Linked DNA regions of Homo sapiens: region 1 is linked to region 2. A link is a loop called in an ENCODE intact Hi-C map of the cell type or tissue named here. Cell type or tissue: psoas muscle. All regions are shown on one strand.

Evidence for each region. Hi-C counts contacts between places; a loop is a spot of excess contacts. Peaks named below come from ENCODE experiments on the same cell type or tissue, not always from the same donor. Only the 100,000 strongest peaks of a DNase experiment are listed, where the experiment ranks them.
Region 1: it touches region 2 in a loop (10-fold over the local background); 22 of 110 quality-filtered maps call a loop at or near these places.

Annotation. Positions count from the first base shown.
Region 1 is chr3:55,900,553-55,905,552 of GRCh38, forward strand. The region is part of intron 13 of ERC2 (ELKS/RAB6-interacting/CAST family member 2); the gene reads right to left. Among named protein-coding and RNA genes, the nearest start is that of MIR3938, 50 kb to the left of the region's middle. In psoas muscle, no CTCF peak of the experiment used is centred here; no DNase peak of the experiment used is centred here.
Region 2 is chr3:55,478,242-55,483,241 of GRCh38, forward strand. It overlaps WNT5A (Wnt family member 5A), which reads right to left. Exons shown (of 5, transcript NM_003392.7): 2 at 2,544-2,677; 3 at 1,073-1,323. Among named protein-coding and RNA genes, the nearest start is that of WNT5A, 6.6 kb to the right of the region's middle. RefSeq lists an enhancer at 3,674-4,284. In psoas muscle, no CTCF peak of the experiment used is centred here; DNase peaks (open chromatin) are centred at 3,050, 3,900 and 4,800; H3K4me3 peaks cover 2,566 bases; H3K27ac peaks cover 346 bases; H3K27me3 peaks cover 1,274 bases.

The DNA.
Region 1 (5,000 bases), 420 kb after region 2:
TCTGGAAGAGACACCTATTGATGATGACAAATTTCTATCAGCTCAAATCAAGCCTGACTCCAAGCCTGATACCTCAGGATCCTTGCATCACAAGATCTACCTTGAACAATAGGGAGTGGCTTCCCTATATGTCACCTTGCTCTTTTAAGCACACAGAGTCCAAAGCACCCTTGCATCCTCCACCTGGCACAGCCTCTTCTCAAACACACAGTAGATAGTCAACAGATGTGGGAGGGAGGTTGGAAGGGAGAAAAGAAGAAAAGGAGCCATACTGTAGAAAGGTAATCATTACTGGTGATTTAGATAATATCCTATTTGATTCTCACATATTCCCAAAGAAGCAGACCATTTAAATGATGGATAACTTAAGCTCAGAAAGGGTAAAGGATTTTCAAGTGGTTTACTTTTTACCAGGATGTAAGACTGATTGTTGAATACAAATATAATGGAAGAAGTGTTAGAGGGGACTCTACTGAGAGGCTCTGGGAGGAAACCCAGGACCACAAGACCCTCAAGAGCAAGAAAATCCCTGGCTCATTTTCTATCACATAGTCAGCACCAACAAATGCGTGGATGAACATAAATTAGTGATGGATCTTGGGTCTCTTTTGTTTCACTGGAGTAGAATAGTCATTATCTGTTTTGATCCCAGCACTGTTCCAAAATGCCTTAGTTGATTTTTGTATTCTATTTCAGTTTTCCATTATTGTACAATAAATTATAGTAAACTTGGCTGCTTATAGTTCTACAGGTCAGAAGTCTAGGCAAGGTGTGACTGGGGTCTCCACTTAGAGTCTCATAAGGTTGCTATCAAGATATTGGCAGGCTGCTTTCTCATCTGGAGCAGCTCAGGGTCCTCTTCCAAGCTCATGGAGTTGAAAGATTATTCAATTCCTTGCAGATGTGGGTCTGAGGTCACCTTGTCATGTCCAGCTCATTGAAGCCACCTGTATTCTTTGCCGCACAGTCCCCTCAAATCTTTAAAGCCAGCAAATGGAGAATCTCCCTCACATCAAATCCATCTCATGCTTTAACTCTCCTTCTTCTGTAAAAGCCCAGTCCCATTTAAGGGCTCACCTTAAGGATTAATTAAGTCAGGCCCACCAAAGATAATGTCCCTTTCTTAAAGTCAACTGTGCCAAATAACATGCTTAATCACGTGAGTGACATCCCATCACTTCCACAGTCACTATCCATAAGATCGATGAGGCCATTCCCATACTCTGAAGGAAGAATCCCTCCACAAAATATCATAGCTTTGAAGACTTCAGCAGATAATTTTCATGTTGTAAATGCCATCTAGTCCCAAGGATGACTACACACTAGGTGAAGCAACATTCGAATCAGTGACTTGATACCGACTGAATCAGGATATGAAATTGACTTTCTTAAGAGTCATGTGATAAAAATGTCATAATTGTGTTCCCTTTTTATAAAACAAACCATCACACACAAACACAGACACATGCATTTTAAGTGTCATGTTCAGCAATAGCTACCAGTGCATCTTATGCTAACCCATAGATACCACCAGCAGGTACCGGTTTCCTTATTATTATAATTCAGGTAAGTAAAAAAATCACAGTAAAGCTTCATCATCCTCCAACTAAATATATCCTCCAGACTGCTGGCTTGGTTAGCTCCTCAGTGGGAGGAAAGCAAAAACCAGACATAACGTGCCAGAATGAAGTCTTCCGCTTCAATTTCTCCTTTATTTAAAACATTTTATAGGGGCTTTATGTTGACCCTATTGCTTCAGGAGAAGGAAATCCTCCCAAATGCGTCCCTAGGGCACAGCATCCCCCACAGTGACTTGGCTCCCTCCTCTCGGCGATTACTGCGACATGGAAAAAGTTCTTAATTGGTTAACCTTGGGAAAAATCACTTCATACAGGGAAAACTCAGAACAAAGACGCCCACCCAAACAGTCAGTTCTCCCCACGTACAAAGCGGCTGGTAAGGAGTATGAGAGGCACCACATGAGCAAGGCTGACCGACAGAACTTAGCTGCATTTTAAAGCTAAATAGAGGGTTCCTATGCTTTCCTTCCATCTCCAAATGGAATAAGTATTCACACAATCACAAGAGTAGATCCGCTAAACCTTGCCTCTCTTCCAGTCATCAGCGTGCTGCTCAGCATCCTCTTTGTACCCCAGGGAAGGAGACTGCTTTCTGGCCATCCAGCTGAACTAATGAGAGTGGGGTTTTGACACTGGGCTCCTAGGACCAGTTACTCTGCTTCTCACCTGGCTCCACACCAGAGATTATCCCCTAGCCCCTGCCAGGGGCTGTGATTTATCCCAAGGGAGCCTGGCGGAGAGTGGGCGGATGGCAAAGGTCAAATTCAGCCCACTCCTATAAAAACAACCAAAGTACACATCCTGATGTGCATAATTTTCATGCTTAAAATCAGCAACTTTTGTCTTTCTGGATTATCTTGATTCATGGAAACATTCACTGTTCATCTGGGCAGAAACAAAACATACTCACATCTTAACATGTGACACTTTCACAACTGGGATGAAAAGCTATCTGCCAGATTGTACCATTTATATTCACCTATTAAACTCCAAGCTTCACCAAATACCTGTATCATGCTTTGGAAATAGACATCTATGTTTTCCCCAAAAGACACATTTTCTACGATGTATGTCTTTAAACTATATTTTCAAAATAAATGATTTTCCCTAGTAGCTCTTCTCTGATTAAAAAAAATTCACCATTTTCATTACCAATATGAGATTATAGTCTAGTCTCCTATAAAGTGATTAAACATAACTCTGCATCAAATGTAACTCTGGTATCAAATAGTCTCAAGACAAATAAAAGTGAAAACATTGGATTCCTTGCTTTTTAAATGCCAAATGTTCACTCAAGGATCTGATTGCTTCAGCTGGGACTTTTTCTTTCTTGTACAGCTTCTGAAATATTTAAATTGCTTTGTTTAAAAATATTTCTCCTTATTTTTCCTCTCATTTCTTCAAGAATATATAGCTATAATAAAACCATGATACCCAGAGTTCAAGAGGAAAAACAGCCTCATTATTTAAAATAAGTAATAATTATACATATATCGAAATGAATACCCCATTTTGATGGGTCACATTCAGAAACCTTAAAGGCACCTCTATCTGGGCAATAGTTCCTTTTGGACTAAAAACAATTAGGCTGTGTAATTTTGTGCTGAATCCCTTCAGATAACTGTGTACGCACAGCCAGGCCACTTTCTCACTGGCATGGAGGCCAGGGCTGTCAGGCCCACTCCTCTGGTTAATGTCAGTAGCACTATGTATAAAAGGTGACTCCAGTGTGTACAAATGTTGATCTTTAGAGAAGTCATGCCTAGACTCACACACACATCCACTCTTTTGCCCAGTAGGTCAACAGCAGGAACAGAGGGCAGCCCAGGAAGGGACTTGCCAAGAGCAGAGGCTTATTTGTTAGGTTACATAGCCCTCGGGGACTTTCTTGCCTGAGATTAATCCATAATCCTGTTTCGTGTTTAAAAATTCAGGTTCTAAAAGCCTTGCCTATGAGACATTTTCAGAGGTGATGGAGAAATGTTCTCATGTACAGCAACAAATTAAGTGCCAGTGCAAGTGAGCACTGACAAGAAAGGAACTGTGTGGAATAGGTGGCACAACATTTTTGCCCTCATCCAAAATCATTTCTTTAAAGTTCCAAAATGGATACAGATCATATTTTAATGGCCAGAGTACCATAGGTAAAAATAGAATAAACACACACACACAAGTTGAAACCATCTATGGCTTTTCTGATTGCTGCACAAGTAAAGCAAAATCAAGATGCCCCCTGATCGAAAATACAGCAGAGGTTCTGAAGAAATATAATATTCGCTGATGTGACTTCCAAACTAAATTTCATCTGAATACCAAATAGTAAGAAGAGCCCTCATCTCAGCTTTGAACAATCCTATTTTTATTACATCAAAATTGTTTCTTCCCTTGCCAACCTCATTCTACCCCTTTTTGCTACAAACTTAATGTCCAGAAAGCTTCCTTTTACAACTCTAGCAGACCCAACCAAAAAAAGCAGGAATTCCTAATGCTGCAGAAACCATCATGAACATGTTCTCATCTGGATGAGTCTAATAAAGTATAACTCACTCTACTCTTCAGTGAAGAAAGAAAGCGTCTGGGGGGAAACACATTTCTGAACAAGATGGCCATGTGAACTCCTCAACACCCTAGACCACCGAGGTGTGGACAGAGCCAGCTGGCCTCGTGGCATCTTCTCCTTCAATTTAGACAGAAAGAAAAGCATGACAGTTAATAATCCACATTGCCATTTCAATGTGTGACTCAGCCCGTTTTCACGGTCATTCCTGCTAAGGTTTAACTTACAGTGTTTGGCAACAGAGCTGACCTTTTAAAAGCCAAAGGTGAGCATGGGAAGAGCATTTTCTCCCCAGATGCAACTTCTCTAGTCTAACAAAAGCAGCTCCCGTTTCCAAATATGAACAAAAAAGGAGACAAATCACCAAGCTTGTTGCCTATGTCTTGATGTGTTTCACGTTCTTCTTTTTGAGACAGAGTCTCACTCTGTTGCCCAAGCTGCAGTGCAGTGGCTCAATCTCGGCTCACTGCAACCTCTGCCTCCCGGGTTCAAGCAATTCTCCTGCCTCAGCCTCCTGAGTAGCTAGGACCACAGGCATGCACCATCACGCCCAGCTAATTTTTGTATTTTTAGTAGAGATGGGGTTTCACCATGTTAGTCAGGTTGGTCTCGAACTCCTGACCTCAAGCAATCCACCTGCCTCAGCCTCCCAAAGTGCTGGGATTACAGGCGTGAGCCACCACGCACATTCTTCTTTTTACTTTTTTTGTGGACCTCACAGTTTGGAGTAGTGGTGGTGGTGGTGGTGGTGGTCGTGTGTGTGTGCAGCATCCCTCCCGCCCCCTCCCTCCATAGGCCCTAGCACACGCTCTTCCACTTAACAGTAACTCCGAGGGGAAGTCACCATTTGTATAGGTGGAGGA
Region 2 (5,000 bases):
ACCACTTGGCTCAAACATCCCCTGACAACTCTTTTTTGTTCTCAATGAATGTAATTTTCGGGGTTTTTTTTTTAATAAAAAATGCATTTTATCCATCTGTGATGGACATTAAGCCAACTTTTCTCTTCAGTCAGTATAGACAGTTAATTGCCTTGATAAATTGCTTCTTACTTTGGGAGTCACTGCAGTCATATTAATTATAAGGGCTTTTTTGCATAAAAGTAGAGAAACCTAAAATATTCACACTAGAAAACATACATTGGACCACATCTGTCAAATAGTATCCTATACTATTTAAACAAAAGCAGAGGCAAACAAACAGATTTTTTAAAATCTTTGCCTTTAGCCCATTTGAAATGCTATCTCTTTGAATGGGGAAGTAAGACATTCAACAACGTATTTAAAATGAAGAATCGGACTGTGAGCAATACTCTTAATTTTTTTTTCAAGTTCCTAGGTTGACATCCCAAGCATGTGCTTTTATTATATCAATTGCTGACATCACAAACATAAATTGGATCACTTTTAATTAAAATTCTTTCTGGGACTAAAAATAAAGCTTTTAACGTCTATATCTTTATAGCCTCAGGAAATAGTTCTATTAGGAAAATTAAAACTTTGTTCACTTTCAATATATCCAGGATTCTAAAAGACGGCAACTTTTAGTTCGATGCTCGGGCCGTTTCAATTGTGGCTTAAAAAACTAACAGGCAAGAGAGTTTCGACGTTTAAAAGCATATACATGACTTGCTTCCCCCACCTACTCTTAAGAAACCAAAATAAGTGTTCTGCTTCTATTTTAAACAAAATGCTTTATAGAAAAATTAAGTGTTTGCAAAAATGAAGGTGTCTGTGATACTTGCCTCCTGATTTGATTAAAATCCAAAACTTATCATCAGGTGTAGGGACAGGAATTAACATCATTTGCTATAATGACAAAAATGCCCAAGCCACCACCCGAGCTGGAAGGCATCCTCCTTCATGCTTTCTATCAAGCATGAAGTAAATGCTAAGGATTTCTTCTAGGAAAAAAAGTTAATGTTTTAAAAAAATATTTTAAATGTTTTCCTACCTATCTGCATCACCCTGCCAAAAACAGAGGTGTTATCCACAGTGCTGCAGTTCCACCTTCGATGTCGGAATTGATACTGGCATTCTTTGATGCCTGTCTTCGCGCCTTCTCCGATGTACTGCATGTGGTCCTGATACAAGTGGCACAGTTTCTTCTGTCCTTGAGAAAGTCCTGCCAGTTGGCTGCAGAGAGGCTGTGCTCCTATAATATATACTTCTGACATCTGAACAGGGTTATTCATACCTAGCGACCTGCAAGGGGGGGAGATGTGCATTCAAGATTTACGTGAAATCTCGAGGTGGGCCCCCTGAAAGCATGTCAGCAATACATAGTTTTAAGCACACAGATGCTTTTTTCTCTCCTGCTTGTCCTCATGACAAAGTATGAGAAGGGCTTCATAAAACTCCTCTGTTTAAACTGCACTCAGAAAACGGAGGTATTGTGCAGTCCCCATCCTGCCATCTGGCTCCTCAGTTAGTATTTTCACTCCCTTCCTAGCCCCTGTCACCATATACCTGAACCAGTATTTCCAAAATCCACTCAGAAAAGGAGGAAACAGCAGTTTGAGGGACAGGCCTCTGACATTAGAGAAAGTGACCCACTTTGCCCCACAAATTGGACCAATCTGCCTTGAAAACTTATGAATGCTGAAAGTAGACACAATTAGATACGGGTAGGAGATAGCAGTTCCTTTTGACTGATGGAAGAACAGAGGGACAAGTATACAGACTGGAGAAAATTCACCATGTTTCTTGACATTTTAAAAGGGCTCCTTATGTGATTGTGAGGGACCCAAGACAGGGTACCCAGTGAACAGAAGTCATGTTTGACAGTCAGAAAAATGCTGTTCATTTACAGGGAAAAAAATACCCAGAATGCCGTCAAAAATAATCCTCTGGATATATTACAGTCTATCTACAAGGCCCCTACCCAGAAAGAAACCCCCACTTGGGGACATTTGACTACTTCAAGTTAACCTCCTTTTGATTACATTTCAAGCCCCAATACTTCTGCACTTGGAGTGTAGCTGTCCTCCTAGAACTCTGCCTAATTCAAACTCTGTAGGTTAATAATAATCTCGAGTAACAGAAGATAAAGGCTGAAACTCACTTTTACTACCTAGAGGTGGCAAAAAGTAAATTTTGTAGATAGGCTTACAATTACTAGCAAAGTGAATTTCTGTTCTTTTTTATTGCATGATGTACTACAAGCACACGTCTGAACAAGGGCTTCATAGAAACAGGCCTAGATTTATAGTTTCCCATTCCCTAGGAGCTGAAGATAAGCTTTACAATATTAACAAGTTAAAAGAAAATTCTGATTTAAAACTATATATAAGTAAAATGTATACATATGTCTTGCAATAAATACACCCACACTCACTATCCAGCATTAAATATTGCCGCATCATACAAACAAATCTTAAAAAAAGAAAAAGAAGAGGAAGAACACGCACATAGAATGAACTTACCACCAAGAATTGGCTTCAATTACAACCTGGGCGAAGGAGAAAAATATGGCCAAAGCCACTAGGAAGAACTTGGAAGACATTGCACTTCCAGCCATCCCCAAAGCAACTCCTGGGCTTAATATTCCAATGGACTTCTGGAGAGGGAAGAAAGGAGCAGATGTTTATTGCCTCTCAGATAATTTTCAAGCATACAAGTTTAAACAACGGAAGCATCCGGGGTCTCTTAAGTTTACTGTTGATTGACTGCGCTTCTCCTCCGTGAGTTTTTTGATGGCAAGATATAGGCAGTTTCTTTTTCCAAATTAATCCACCCACGCAACCTCACCAGGAAATCTGATTTCGCTGGGATCCTGTGCGCGGGGCACGCCAGCGATTACAAACGTGTCTCAATTCTGTTGAGTCAAAGCCCTGGTGCCAGGCGCTGCCTCCTTCCTGCTCGCTCGAGTCCCGCACCCCCTGGCCCCCCTCTAGTTGGTGCTGTGCTCAGTCCCTCCTGGGTAATTCACTCAGGAACCCGCTGCGGCCACCCTCCGTCCTCTCCCCAACCTGGGCCGAGCAACAAGTGGAGCCAGAATTAATTCCATGGGCGAGAGGAGCACGGAGGCGAGTGGAGCGCGCTGCCGCCAGAGGCTGCCAAGGAGGCGGGGTGGCCAGCGCGGGGGGTGGAGGATGGGGGCAGGACGCGGGAGGGAAGGGCAGGGGGTGGGGGGCGAGGCCCCGGGGACCAGCGCGCGAGAGTGCCCAGCTGGGAAATGCAGCTCCGAATTAACATCGTATGTTTCATAATCAGTTTACGAGCCGATGTGGGGAAAGCCACTTCCAGATGGGGAAGAGCAGCCCGGATTTCCTTAAGGACGTTCTTCAGCCAGACTAGGGAGGGGAGAAGGAGATGGGGGCCCTAGGGGATAATGGAGAGAGAGGTCGGGTCTCCCAACCAAGGAAACTGGAAAAGAGTGCCACCCTCGCCCGCGTCGCCTGTGGCCTCTTCCACGGACTGAGAGAAGGGATGGAACCCTAGAGGAAAGAAGGGAGTCTGGGTCTCGCTTCCCCGGGGAGAAGATCCCTTCCCTGCCCTCCCCACAGCTTTCTCCCAAATTCTGATTTTTCACTCTCCCTCCCACCCCACACCTGGCAGCTGCCAGGGAGGGAGGAGATGGGAGGCCCAGAGAGACTCCAGTTTCCCTTGGTCCTGATCTGGGGTTGTGGGCCACTTTGCCATCGCGGCACTGCGAGCCTGTCGTTGGAACTCTGCCACCCTGCCTCCAGTCTAGCCTCTCCAGCCCAACTCAGACTTGGTTCGGTCAGTGCCGAAAGGTGGGGGTGCGGGGCGAGGCCAGAGCCCTTGCAGATGAGTCCAGACGGGGCCAGAGGCGCTGGCTTCCGAGCCGCAGCTGGGCGCATCGATTCCAGGGCAAAGAGGCCCCCAGCGGCGAAGGTTCCCTTCCTGAAGAATTTCAGGGGTAGGAGTTGGCCTTGGAAGCTTCCGCTGCCGTTCCTCCCCACTGGTGACTTCTCCACCTGTAGGCGGCGGCGGAGCGAGTAGGTGGCGGGTGCGGGTGGGAGGAGCGGGTTTTAAAAATCCCCTTACACGTAAGTCTAACCCTGCCGCACTGCATCGCCCATAGCCCCTGAAGGAGCCCCTTCCACAGAAAAGAAAAGAAAGGTGAGCCTCTTTAAGGCGGTGGAAGAGCCTGGCTTGGAACCTGTGCCGTAAAAGGGGCAGAGGGGACCTAGGCAGCCCTGGTAAAGCTATGGGGCTCAGGGGCGTGCCAAGGTTTTTCTCCGTGAGCCGCCCCTTTGGCCTGGACGCTTCGGGGCTTCTCAAAGAGGAAATGCTTATGTGGTCCCCAGCGCCTGCTAAGCAGGGCTCCACACCCAAGGCCCAGTTGTCCCCAAAACGCTGCAAAGCTGGGGGGCGCATCCTGGAGAATGGAAATCTGGGGTTTCCCCAGCTAGGAGAGAGAAGGCTCCGGCTATCTCCCCACCCCCGCCCTAAGTGTCAAATTTCCTCCAGGGGAGGGAGTGGGCTGCAAAGTCTGCTTCTCGCGCAGCCCAGGCTGCAAAGTCAACTCTCCCCAAGGGCAGCCGATGCCGCGTGCACACACATCATACACATTCACACTCGTGCACATTTACACACTCACACGCGTGCATAGACACACACGCTGCGACATGTTTCCGAGTCAGCGGCCCAGATTGGTGCTGGCCGCGTGCACTTTCCAAGCTTCGCGGCGAGCGGGGCGCGTGGGGCGGGGCTCAAGCAGCAGAGAAATTGATAACAGATTCGGCGGATTACAGCGGATCTCTTTGTTAGAGCCGAAGCCACACAAACCGAACCCACTCCCAGCCCGAAGCCCCCAGGGAGAGTCCACCAGTTCCCAGAGCCCAGGCCAACTGAGAGCGGGCCCATCCGGTCACCAAGACTTGGGTCTCCCTGGCTCCAGGGTAGAGGTAGGC